Regions from separate parts of the Homo sapiens genome. Here region 1 is linked to region 2. Evidence: chromatin contacts called from ENCODE Hi-C data. All regions are on one chromosome and are shown on one strand. The core of a region is the stretch at or near the end of the contact, and the rest is flanking DNA. Distances in the headings are between cores, read along the strand shown.

What was found. A loop is a pair of places that touch in the nucleus more often than their neighbours do.
Region 1: a loop to region 2 is called in a map of endothelial cell of umbilical vein, with 2.0 times the contacts of the local background. The contact joins the enhancer-like site here to the promoter of SNX7 in region 2. A Hi-C loop is called at or near these places in 2 of 168 maps with a recorded cell type or tissue (breast epithelium and endothelial cell of umbilical vein).

What each region holds. Positions count from the first base shown.
Region 1 is chr1:98,900,140-98,907,138 of GRCh38, reverse strand. All of the region lies in intron 5 of PLPPR5 (phospholipid phosphatase related 5), which reads left to right. Among named protein-coding and RNA genes, the nearest start is that of PLPPR5-AS1, 100 kb to the left of the region's middle. Within about 2 kb of position 3,703, at least 2 of the 41 ENCODE cell types and tissues checked have a DNase peak (open chromatin) inside an H3K27ac peak, as active enhancers do; they include endothelial cell of umbilical vein, where a contact is called at or near this core.
Region 2 is chr1:98,657,176-98,664,217 of GRCh38, reverse strand. It overlaps SNX7 (sorting nexin 7), which reads right to left and starts at 2,497. Exons shown (of 9, transcript NM_015976.5): 1 at 2,307-2,497. The coding sequence starts at 2,486. It overlaps SNX7-DT (SNX7 divergent transcript), which reads left to right and starts at 3,446. Exons shown (of 1, transcript NR_189290.1): 1 at 3,446-3,911. RefSeq lists silencers at 2,116-2,185, 2,416-2,535, 2,556-2,695.

The DNA of each region.
Region 1 (6,999 bases), core at 2,454-4,953, 240 kb before region 2:
AAGAAAACATATGAAATGAATGTCAGATGAAAGATAGCTGACACATCAGAAATGTAATATAAGAAAACAAATAATGCCGTGGTGGGATTAAAACTGTACTAGAAACCATAAAGAACAAAGTCCACACTGGAAAATGTTGACGGTTATATTACTGACAGGTTTTATAATAAAAAATGAGAATTAAATTGATATCTGAGAAAAGATCATAGATATGGAGGACATACCACAGAAACCTAACATATGAATCATTGTATCTGAAGAAGATGATAAATGGGGCAATAGCAATATTCAGAAATATACTTTAAAGGAAATTTTCTTCCAAATAAATACCTGAATCTTTAAGATGGAAGGGTTAAACAGATACAAAACAACTATTGAAATATATATATTGGAATTAGATGTTTCTCAGTGAAATTTTTGAATTTCAGTACTGGAGAAAGAACCCTATAAATTCCGTGATAGGTAGTAGTATTGTTCCCAGTTGTTAGCTATTTCCTTCCTTAGGCAGAGTGTTCTTCCTACTCCAGTTACTTTGGACTTGGTCAAGAACATGTGAATAGACCTGATATAAATTTCATTAATCAGAAACATGTAGAGCTGTCACGAGTTTCTGCCGGTATTCTTGCTTCTGCCTTCTTGCAGGAAAAGATCATTTTCCAGACAAGTACTGCTGCCTCAGCCTGGGCTGTAAAATGGAAAGACAGGAGAAGCCAACCTGCCCCCAACCTGTGGCCTAGAGCAGATCCATAGAACCTGGCCAACAACATGTAGTATGAGGATGAAATAAATATTATTGTTGGAAGCCACTGAGCCTTTTGGGTTGTTATACAGTATATATATACATATATATGTATATATATAGTACTAGGTAATACTATATACCTAGTATATATACACACACACACTGTGTATATACACACACTGTATATATACACACACACTATATATATATATACACACACACTATATATATATACACACACTGTGTATATACTAGGTATATAGTATTACACACACTGTATATATACATACACTGTATATATACTAGGTATATAGCATTACCTAGTGAAAACTAACACAACCACAATGACAGAAAGAGTTGTTTACCTACCCAAGGCTGATAGCATGCTGGTCTCAGACTTGTGTCTGCATAACATTGGATGCAAGCTCTATCCTACTCTATCTATTCTAGATGGAGTAATGTCTTCAGAATTTTCAAGGAATTAGTTTGTGACATAATCCTATTTCCACCCAAAAGGTCATTTAAGTATTAAAATAACCATAAAATATCAGCTATGCAAGAATTTAGGAATTAAACTAATCACAAAAAAAGTACAGAAAATGTTTAGCAATTAACTGAGTAATATACCAGTAACTAGAGATCAAATTAGGATATGAATGAATTGGCAGAAAGAATAGAAACCATTTAAATATAAAACTTAATTAGATTTAACTGTGGTAAAATAAAGTAACAGAAACTGTACAAAACTATAAAATTTAAGTAGAAGATATATAAGAAAAGAAAATTATCTAAGATGACAAAATGAGACAAATTCTAGATAATACCAGCAAAAATGTTAAAGTACAAGACTCTCCAGATTTCATAAAGGTGGGACTCATTATCACTGCTTCATTCTTAGCATTGCTAACTAGGAAAAATGTTCAAGCATTTTAAAAAATAAGTTACCAAGAGTAGTTTAAAATGATTTATAAAAGGCCAATTACAAAGTATAAAATGTAAACAACACACATGTCAAAAAGTTGATGTCTATAATATAGAAAACATCCTAATTGGTAAAGTTCATGAATAGACAAATCATTAGAGAGCAAATACAATTAGGAAATAAATACATGGAAAAGTGTTCTGTGTGACCTTGTATGAATGTTATGAAGGATCTTTTATGCAACATTAAGAAGTTGATTCTTATCCTGTAAGCAATTGAGTACCTTCCAAAAAGGACTTCCTTAAAGTCCTTCCATAAAGGGACTTTAAGAAAGTGAGTAGTTTAATTCCTAAATGGCTTGTTCAGAGAGGAGAATAAGAGAGCAGCATGGAAGAACAAAAGAATCGGAAAGGCTATCGTAAGAATCCAGTTGAATGCTGCAGATGATGCTTACTAAATCTTAGTAAAGCCCAGCATGTTATGCCATTTTGACTGATGAGATGTCATTTGGCAAAGTCTGCTGTTAGGTGCTGATTTAGAGGACTTATCTCACCTCATGATTTACAGTAGAAAAGGGCTCCCAGCCAGAGTGTCACTAAGAAAACCATCCCTCTCCCCTACCCATAGTATATGCTGATCCTTCATCTATGGCCTTTCCCTGTTCTTTCTTCACGGATACCTCTCCTTTGTAATTAACAGATAAGGTGTGCATTGGCAGTCCTTCCAGATGATCCTCATAGGTCAGACTGCAGTCACCCCAACAGCAAAGCACTGAGCTCTGTCGTCCTTCTCTCTCTCCTGCCTGTGCTTATTCTCACTCCAAGGGCCAGTGCTGGGTCTATGAGACTGGCATAGGTCAGCACATGGAGATAATATATGAATTATCCATTTTAACTGATGCCATATAGAAAATATAGAGAAAAAGGCTTTATCTGGTAAAAGAACAAAAATATTTAAAAATAAATATAAGGATGAATAGGATTTGATAGAAAATGGGATATTTCCAGTAGATCTAAGGGAAATTAATATCCATATAGTTTTATTAAGGCAGGTACAGCAGGCCACAATAACCACTCCTGGCTAATTTGAAAATGCTTTTTGAGGAAATGATTTTTTCCATCTAAACCCAGGCATTATTTTTTCTTAGGTTGATGTGCTCCTAATCAATTGAACCAAAGGGAATTCTCTCTTGCCAAAAAAAAAAAAAAAAAAAGGGAAAGTAATGATAGGAATAGTTTACAAGATTCAGTTTTATACTTAGGATAAGGGGCTTTTCACCAACCTATACTACCCAATGAAGCTCATCATGTAAAAGCACACCCCTTTTAACAGAAACATCAGCTGAGTGAAAGTGATAAGAAGTGACGATAGCTCCAAAATCTAGAAATATTATAATGAGGATGTACTATTACAGATGAAAATTACCATGTTTAATTCCCATGGCAACTGCCAAAAAAATTATATGGATAGGAATGTTCTGAAAGAGCTCATGGTGACCCAAGGAATTGAACTTTACATTGATTGACTCTTTTGTAGATTTTATAAGATTACAGTGGTCATGGTGAAATGTGAACTGGAATGTAGTCAGAGTGATGGGTGGACAGAGAGCTTGGATTTTGCAGCTAGGTTTGAAGCCTGGTTCAGCTGCATAATAATGAAGTGGAGTTAGACAAATCACTTCTCTCCTTATCTGAAGAATTGATACAATGATGGTTTCCCTGTAGGATAATTGTTGGAATTAACACATCACAGATAAACTTCTCGGCACATAGTAGGTGCTTCACACAAGTTAGTTCCCTCCCGCAACAATCATTTCTTTAATGGGATTTTTTTTTTTAATTTCACACTAGGATACTCCCATACAAAGACTTCATGGATTTAAAAGTTTATACAGATATTGTCTATTTCATACATCGCACAAATGCAGGAAATACTGTAGTATAAAATGTTGCATATATTAGTGTCATAGCAATAGCAAAACAATCCTGTGGTTTCTTGCCAAGACAAATATGATTATACATTACTGTGTTCCCTGTGATAAATTCCTTTGAGGTTTCAGAATGCTGTGCGTGAGTAACTCTGGCAATCTATTTAAGATTCAGTTGATTTTCTATAATGCAAATCTTTGTTTTACAGAGCTGCTGAACTGTAATATAAATGTTATATAGGACCTTGTCAAAACAATCTTATTAGTGATTAGATATTGGAATAGTTAGTGGAACTAAATATGTTCATATTTAGGCATTTTTCTTAATCTAGGCTTTGAGCATTTATTAAAAATATTTGAAGTAAGTCAATATTTACATGCTATACTGTGTTCTCATTTGTAAAATTTAATTTTGTTTAAAAAAAGGAAATTGAAAGTGGAAGCTTAAAAATTTCCAACAGGCATCAACATTTTAGGTTGAAAATACTGGCACATTCTGTTATTATTTTGCCATATGTCATTTTCCTATTTGTACTCCAGTATACTCAGAATCAATTTTTCCACACTATTTATGAATTATTACATACTACATGAAAAATAAAAGACAGCTTTTCCCTTCAGTTATCTAACAGGCCTTTTATAAAAGCATCTTTCATTAAATTACTTTGGAATATAGACTAGAAGCTTTCTCATCTGATTTATGTGAATAAATATAGAATTGATGACTGTATCTTTAAATTATATGATTCATTCAGTCATTAGTTAAGGAGAGAATAATCAATGATAGATTTAAAAATCATTTCCAGTGCACACATAATTAGTTACACATGGATGGGAACCTGATCCCAGCCGTTCATCTCCCTCTTTTTTCAGGTCTATTTCCTTATTGGAGACCATCCTGGAGACACTATGGAGGGCCTTCAAAATCAATCAGAGGATCGCAGTTCTGTGAAAACATTTTGTTGAAAAAATATTAAATTTTATTTGACTAAAACTAGGTAAATAAGCAATGACTCAATTCACAGTTTTATGAAACAAGCAGTTTATTTTTCATAGTTTTGATTAAAGAAGAAATCAGTAAATAATTTGCATATATTTATGATCTGAAAATCTGAATAAGCAAAACAAAAAACGAATAGGAAGTATCTATGGGGTCATCACAATAATCACAGGAAACATTCTTAAAATAACCTTCAAGACCCAATGAACGTGTGTATGAGTTTGTGTTGAACACAGAATTTCCCTGTATATTTTATTGCCTTTATTCACATAACAATGCATCATAGATATGATTTCAGATCCATAAATATAACAGTCATATCAGGCATACTATTAAAAGCTAATCTTCAATTATAGCTTAATATGTGCTTGGAATTATGCAGAGAACTTCACATATAAAATATGTGAAGTCATTTGAGTGTGTCTTATTTCCATTTTAAGGAGAAAGGGACATAGGTTAAGTAATACATCCAAGGTCATACAACTGGTCTGTGTTCTGAAACAAGAATATGAATCCTTAATTTCCATTTTCAAAGAAATATGTTCCATATTTGTCACTTTAGAGCTCCAAATCATAATCACTGTGCTGCATGATATTATAAGATTATATTATTAAAAGTTATAATCCATATAAATTCTCTAACCATTATATTTGTTAGACATAGATTATTGCTTCCACTTCCAATTTTCCACAATTATAAGTAATACTAAGGTAAATGTTCCTTAAATATATATTTTTGTAAGCTCAATTAATAATTTAAGATAAATTCATAGACATAGAAGTGCAGAAACAGAGCATGAACACTTTTAAGGCTTTTGGTTGAATTCATATCTGTATGTTCTCTGCAACAATGGAGAACATTGTTCTTCATAACTTTTACAATCTTATAGGCAAAAAATAAATAAAGTTCTCATTTCAATTTATATTTTTGAATATTTTTCAATAAACTTATTTTGTATTTTTCTTTCGTACTGAAACAACCAGATGATAAAACAATAATTCAATAACTGACACACCAAATTTTAGACATGTCTTGGCCTTTAGACTTCATGTTATGTCTGGTGGGCCTAATTTTTTTTAATTTGGATTTATTAAAGCATAATTTGCATCCTGATACATCCTTCCTTGGCGTATAGCTTTATGAGTTTTGATGAATGCATACTTTCATGAAATTATCACCATAATCAAGTCAGAGAATGTTTCTGTGAGTCCCAAATGTTTCAGCCTTCCCCTTTGTAGTCATCCCTCCTTCAATCTCCAACTTCGAGAAACCACTGATTTGTCTTGGTTCCTCGCGTTTTGCCATTCTCAGGATATTATATAAGTGGACTCATGCATTTTGAGTTTTTGAGTCTGACTTATTTGTTACATGCATCTGTAGTCTGTGTTTTTCCCATTTAATTGCTGAGTAGTATCCTGTTGTATGGATGCACCACAGTTTGTTTATCCATTTGCCAATTGAAGGTTGGGTTATTTCCATTTTTTGGCAATTATGAATAAAGCTGATACAAACATTCATATACAGTTTTTTGGGAGTACACATATTTTATTTCTTTTAGATAAATACCTAGCAGTGAGATTGCCAGGTTGTATGGTAAACATATATTTACCTTTATAAAACATTTTTCAAGTTATCTGTGTCATTTCTAATGGCCCTTATGATTTTGAATGGTTCTGAAATGAATCTTGATGTAGCTCATTCAGATTTTTATCAGTGGTGCCTCTTTGTGAAAATAAGCAAGTTTTTAAATGAGGAGTTTTAATCAACTCCTGGTTCTACAAGAATTTATCATGCACTTGGTCCATTATCCACATCCTCCGATTCTTCTCTGTCAAGTAGTGTTAGGTTGCTTATTTAGTAAATCTAAAGCATTTTAAAAAGTTAAAGGAAAATGAAATAACTAAGAAGAAGCCAATTTTATAGGTTAAAGTATTAGTATATAAAACAAGGCATGGATACAATTTACTGTTGAGTTACCTTATCATCAGCTGTTATGATAGTGAAATTTTATTTATAATCAGATTCGTAATATATGAAATGTAACAAATATTAAATACAGAGCACTATGATATGTCTCGTGGGGAGAGAGAGAATTTTGTAACCATATACAGAAGATGATGATGGCTATACTGGAGGAACACATAAAGGGAGACCTGTCTGAACTTAGCAATGCTTGAAACGTCATCTTAGGGGAGATCTTCAGGACCATGAGCCAAGTGAGGACAAGAGAGAAGAATGGTCCAGCTGGAGAATCCAGCTCACGCAACGGTTTTGTTTAGCAGGCAAGATAAGGGCACGAGGGCAAGAAACTTGAGGATGCTGTTAAAGATTGATCTTATGATCAACTGTAGGGTCCAGAAGGAGTGAAAAAGAAGCGGAATTCATAAGGAGCATGATAGACTGGAAC
Region 2 (7,042 bases), core at 1,248-3,747:
TAATCTAAGAGAATAAGGGGACTATAAAGGTGAATGTAAATTAAATATGTAGTTTGCCAATCTCAAATTACTAAAAGGGAAGGACAGTTTGCTTCATAAGTAATTGTGAGATTCCATCCTAGGATAGGCTGAACAGCAGTGGTGTTTGTTTTATAGAGGAGCAGGCAAGGAAGGTAGTGGAAAGGGAAGGCCACGTGGAGCAGGCTTTCTTAAATTTGCTTAACTACAGATAACGGTTGAGAAATTCAACTTACTGAAATGGATGAAAGTGGCTAATTTTAAACTTTTCCAACTACTCTTGTTGGATTTTCACTAATATTATATCTTTGCCTTAATCTATGTGGGCAGTTTCTACAGAAGTTGTTCTTAACTTTTTCTAAGCATCCAACACGCGCAGTTAACACTAACAAGCAGGGTGGACCCAGGTGTACGGGCTTTTAGAGTTTGGAAGGTCCCCTTTTAAAAGAATACAAAATTAGGTGGAAAAACACATTATTCAGAATGAGAAAAGAAATCTCAATAAATGATTGGAGCCATGGAGATCTAGATTCCTTAGTCTGAGAGAGCTTTAGGCAATTCACCAGAAATGCTTATTTAGAAATGCTTCTGGTCGGGACCTGTCATTTCCTTCCCACCTAGAACATCTGCGACTCCAGCAACCCCCAACACGCCCAGAGGTCTAAGCAAACGAATAGCGCTGAAGCTTCAATTTCATTAGCTTCACCTTGGATCTGCCTCTGACAAGAGGACCTCATTTAAACATTGATTCTTAAGAGTCAGCTAGAACACCTAGAATCTGGGGAAAGAGAAACCACTTGACAAGTTTAAAACAATCCGAGTCACTGTGGCTCAAGCCTGTAATCCCAAACCCTTTGGGTGCTGGAGGTGGTAGAATCCCTTGAGGCCAGATGGGTCCAGCCCCGACAAAAAAAAAAAAAAAAAAAAAAAAAAAAAAAAAAAAAAACCAGAAAGAAACCCTGATGATTCTGATACACCATTGCTATTTCCAACATCCCATCCCAAAGTTTCACAATGCATAACCATAGACTAATATTCCTTATCCAAACAGCAATGTAAAGAAGGAAAGAAAGTAAATAACCAACTGGCCAACTGTCGTTGATCTGAACATGAAGTATGTGTGGAATATAAAAAGGCAGAGTTTACAACTAAACATAAAATAATTCCATTGTTTTACTACTTAACAGAAAAGTCAAGAGCACAAAACTGTGATAGTCTGTTTAAATATTCGGAATACAAACCTGGGCCTATCATTCCATTTAAACCGAAGTAGAAATAAGTTTTATATACTCCTCTTTGGAGTCAGAGTATGCATGGTCACTTCCTAACTTTGGTTTGCTCTCCCAGAGTAAATGCGGTGGTTAAGTAGGTCGTTTGCTTTACCTAATATCTCCAGGTAACGTTAAAATGAACAGGCTTCTTAGTAATGAATACAGCGTTGTGATCTGAACTCAGGTCTTCTCTCAGCAGCAACTTGAGAAACTGGAGTGACATTCAACCTCCCTGCAAGAAAGGTATTTTTCTTTTCTAAAACCCTTTAAGAAATTACAAACACCAGTCTACACGTACCAAAAGTCTACCACTAGCCCCCACAAGTCAATTTCCCTCCAACAGTAAAATAAGCAAATAAGAGCCTTTGGTCCTAAATTTCCCGGGGGCAAGGAAAAACGAAAGCACTGGCTGTGGGTTGGGTGGCAGTAGCTGACCATCTGAAAAATCCTTAGCTCCTCAGCGGAGGAGCTTCCTGTTAGAAACAACCGTTTTCTCCTGTTCAGGGAGATTTCCTAGAACCTATTCCCACAAGACCCGAGACTCACCCAAGTCTCAAATCCACAAGCAACAACACTAAATTAAGAATAATTTCTCTAAACTTGGCTGCTCTCCCAGAGTTCAGGGCTGGCCTCGCCCGAAAAGCAGCTGGCGGGAGCGGTTTTGAGCCACCAGCCTCCCAGGTTCGGGAGCTGCCGCGAGGAAGATGTCTGTGTCAGAGAAGCAGAAAGGGAAAACAAATCACAACTTTGCAGACTCCACTAAGCCACAGCCCCGCCGAACGGAAGGTCAAAGTGCGGAGGAGGGAGCGGCTGCGGTTTGAGGCCCCGAGGCGACGCGGCCCCGGGTGCGGCCAGAGCTGGCAGGCGGGGTCCAGCAGCCCGGGGGACCTCACTCGTCCCCAGCTCAGAGCCACCGCCCCGGGAGGGCAAGCGCGCCAGAGGCAGCCGTCGGCGCAATGCTGGCAACGCCCGGAGTTGCCTTGGAAGTTTCCCGGGACTCGCCGCCGCCGCCCTCACCTTGCTGAACACCTCCAGGTCGTCCTCGTCCTCGTCCAGATCCAGCACCTCCGCCTGCAGCAGGGCGGAAGAGCCACTGCTGCCCGGAAAGGGGGCGCCGCCCCCCGGGCTCTCCCCGTTGGCGCCCCCGGCCGGGAGGCCCGAGGAGGGCGCCTGCGATGCCCGGCGCTCGCCCTCCATCCCGAGAGTGCGCGCCCAGCCGGCCGCCACCGCCGCCGCCAGCCCGGCTCCCCCGAGCGTGCCCATTGGCTCCCACGTCTCCTGCACCTCCCCGGCCGGCCCCGCTCCAGCCCCTCGCCCGCTGCGCAGACGCGGAACTGCCGGGACCAGCGCTGGCCCGGGCCGGGCGCATCCCCACCTGGCCTGGGGCGGGCTGGAGGGGCGGAACTGGGACTCTCGGACTCCGGCTACGTTGGAGAAAGGGTTGGCTGTACCCTGGAGAAGAGGAGAGACTCAAAGGTAGGAGGTGGGCGTCCTCGCATTGACCCAGTCGGGGGCCACCGAGTGACGGTTTCCGCAGTGGCGGGGTCTGGGAAGAAGCCACGAAGCGAACCGTCCACTTCGCGGGATCCACAGCGAGGCTGGAAGGCACCCGACCCAGCCTTGCCAAGAGAAAAAAAAAAAACAGCAATAACAATACTGTATTTCCTGTATTCAGTGGTTGCCTTTCTTCTTGGTTGTGATTTTCGAGCTAATGTAAAAATAAAGACATGAAAACTTCCCGTTTTGTTAATTGATTTTTGACCCAGTGACTGGCCTGTGCGGTCATTTCACTGTCGAGCCAGGAAAGCTGAGCTTTACAAACTATTTTCAGCCACTTTCAAATGCATCTTTACTCCTGGACGTCTTCCTGAAGTTAATGAGCAGAATGTTACCAAGACCCAAGGACAACTAGCAAGTCTGGAAAATTGCCACCGAGAAATAATCTTCAGTCCTTGCATTGCCAAGGCAAAGCTTTAATTATTTAACTGCTTATTATTCAAAAACAAAACTAAGTTCCAAAACTAATGGAAAATTTTGCCCACGTTGATATATTCTTTAATTTATCTTCAGGTTTTATTTACTTCCGTCAGCCCCACCTCTTTTCTGTAGGCCCATTTAAAAATTTTTAAATACATTAAGCTCTATGTAAGAATTCCTTATTTGGGGAAATAGAGAATATCTTTATTTCTGATTAGAGGCAAGGCCTTAATAATATATTATCTCCTAATCATTCAAATGTATTCCCATTGATTTCAGACGTGCACCCACCCTTCAGTCAGGTTGGTCACTGCCCCATGAGTATCCACATTTGTTTCTGTGCTTGATGATTTCTGTACTTTAAATGCCATCTCCTGCCCATCCTTCAGAAATTAAATATAGTCCCATCTCTTTCAGAAAGACTTTCTAAATGACAGTCTGTTCTCAATTTAGCATTTAATTTTATTCCATCTTGCAGATTGTATTTGTTTCATGTACAAGTTTTCCATTCCTTAGTAAATGATAACATTTTCAGGTTGAGGATCCTGATATGTATTAACCACAGTATCAGATGTACTCTCAAAATGCTCTCTGCTAATTTCTGTAAATAATATAAGTTATTAAAAGACTTTATTTTTTCCTTGATAAGCTTATTCTGACTAGTAAGGAAGATTCAAGGTTTTCTAATTGCAATCTGAACCAGGAAATTCTTAATAATGCTGTAACTCACAGAATTGCTAGAAACCATAGAGAATGGGCTCAGAAAATGGGCAGAATAAAGCAAGGCTGCACAGCTTGGATTATAGCCAAAAGCAAGGCCACAGAACCAGTGGTACAGACATTGCTGCTACCATTGCCTGATACTGGTTGCCACACCATCTTCACCAGTGTCAATATTGTCATTAACACTGATGTTACTGGACTCCAGTTGCTTTCCCTGGCAGCAGTACCACAGCTACCTCTGAGAACTTCCCTGCTATTACTGCCACAAAAATGTCTCCATCACCCTGTTTCTCTGTGTTGATTTTTCTAGTATTAAAACCCTGGAGAGTATGTGTGCTTGGCCAATCTGGCCAAGTTTCATGGAAATTCCTAAGGCAGAGAATTTTCTAAACATAGAAAGGCCATATTGATGCTTGTCAACCAAAAACAAGAAAAATAGGAAGAGGGGTAGGATGAGGAAGAAGAGTAGGGAAAACGTGACTATAATTTGCCCCTTTGGCTGTCCAATTAATATTACCTTTCTTCACATACTCCCCCTACCTCCATGCTTTGAGCACCTGAGCATGCAGTTCACAGCCCCTCAAAGGGAGATAATCCCAAACCTACTCATTATTAGTACAACTCCAAAGCAGTATGTCTATTCCTCCTGTAGTCTCAGCTTCCTATTAAGTGGGACTATCACTGGGTTTTTTTGTTTGTTTGTTTGTTTGTTTTTGAGACAGAGTCTCACTCCCTCGCCGAGGCTAGAGTGCAGTGGCGTGATCTCTGCTCACTGCAACCTCCGCCTCCCGGGTTCAAGCGATTCTCCTGCCTCAGCCTCCTGAGTAGGTGGGACTACAGGCGTGCGCCACCACGCCCAGCTAATTTTTTGTATTTTTAGTAGAGACAGGGTTTCACCATGTTGGCCAGAATGGTCTCGATCTCTTGACTGCATGATCCACCCGCCTCGGCCTCCCAAAGTGCTGGGATTACAGGCTTAAGCCACCGTGCCCAGCCTATCACTAGGTTTTTTAATGGAAGAATTCTTACTTGGGTACTAAAGCCTTTAAACCAGCATAGTCCAAAACTTGGAGTGCAAGTATAATATTAAGAGCAGCCCTACCCACTCCTGTCCTGTTTAAGAGAAATAATATCATACATTAATTTATGGTTTCATGAATATACATCTTGTCAAAAAGCTTTCTCTCCCTTATACTTTCCAGATGGGATCTCTTCAGACCATAACTGGATCTTTAATATTCAATTCCACCATCTATGAAGTCTGCTGTTTCTAGTAATGGGTTTTGTGATGAGACAAGTTACCCCATGGGCATTGCCCAAAGGCTTTACTTCTTTTGCTAGAAAGTGATTTAACTAGTTAGAAAAAAATATAATGTGCAAAATCTACTGAGGAATAGACCAGTCAATAAGTTCATGGACGAGCGTGTTGAGGGAAATCTGATGAGCAGAAAAAGCAAAGCCAATTTGACTTTTCCACTAAAGACAAATCATGGCATCCTCCAGTGTGGCAGGGTAAGGGTCCTGCATAGTTGCTGTGGCAAGCTGAGTGCTGAGCAATGGAAGCAGCCAATTATCCTTTAGTGAGAGGAAATCCTTATTTTTGAGCCAATGCATAGCATAAATCCCTGCCACCATGGCCACATGGTATGTGAAGCCATAGAACAAGCACTGGAGTTTCTAGAAAAGCAGTAAGATTAACATCCACAGGAGAATAAGCATTATTTTCAAACTTATTTCTGATGACATAAATTCATCAAATGAAAAGGCTTTTTTGGAGAGCATTGTTGTGGGCTACATACAAATATGCTTTTATTCTGGGGCCATTCCAAGAAAGTCACCTACATACATTTTCTCAAACCTTCTTGACCCCGAGATCCTACCTTGTTTCTTCTAAGTCTCATCAAGTCAAACCTCTAGCCTTTGTCCTGGAAAGAGCATAGAAGCCTCATTCTAACTGCCCTTTGAAGCATAGTGGGCACTGTTGTATACCAAGAGGAGGATTTCCCTTGTCCACTGCCCTTTTGCACTGCAATAACTACTAACTGATTCCCGCAAATGATAAAGATCCATCTGTAAACCAACTTTGGAGTTTTTACCCCTTAGTTAACTGTTCAGATAAAACTCCCTATGAGATCATAGGGGTAGACCTGCTGAGAGTAAAAGCCAAATGCTCATGCAATGTATGCTTATAGGACCACTTTCAAATATTACATTTCCACATGAGCATGGCTTGCTGAAGTAAGGCTGGATCAATTTTAGGATTTTTTTCATTATAGCACCCATTTCATGAGGAGCTGCTTGGATCACATAGTCACCTGATGTCACATGCTTATGTATCTAGTTGATATTGTTTGGCTATTTGTCCCCTCCTAAAGTTATGTTGAAGTGTGATCCCAAATGTTGGAGGTGGGGCCTAATGGGAGATGTTTGGGTCATGGGGGAGGATCTCTCATGAATGGCTTGGTGCCCTCCCTGTGGTAGTGAGTGAGTTCTTGCTCTATTAGTTCACACAAGAAATGATTGTTTAAAAAAAAAGAGCATAGCACCTATCTCTCTCTCTCTCACTCTGACTCTTTTTCTGAATCTCTCTCTCTCGCTCACTCCCTCTCTTGTCCTATGACATGCCTGTCTGTGCCCCCTTTGCCTTCTGCCATGAGTGTAAGCTTCCTGAGGCCTCAGCAGAAGCCAAGAAAATGCTGATGCCATGCTTGTACAGGCTTCAGAACTGTGAGCTAAATTAATCTCTCTTCTTTATAAATTACCCAGCCTCAGGTATTCCTTCATAGCAATACAAAACAGACTAACGCACTCATCTTCGCCAAAACCTGGTAACAAGCCAATGGCTGGTTTCTTAAATCTATCAGAGAGAGCACATTTTGCTCTAAAACATTAGTCTTTTTGATTTTCTTTCAGAACTTGTCACAGGCCCCACAGAGTATCCTTATTCTCTACAGGCTCATCAGTAATATTAACAGTGAAAGGTAGGCCAAGCGTGGTGGCTCACGCCTGTAATCCCAGCACTTTGGGAGGCTGAGGCTGGCAGATCACGAGGT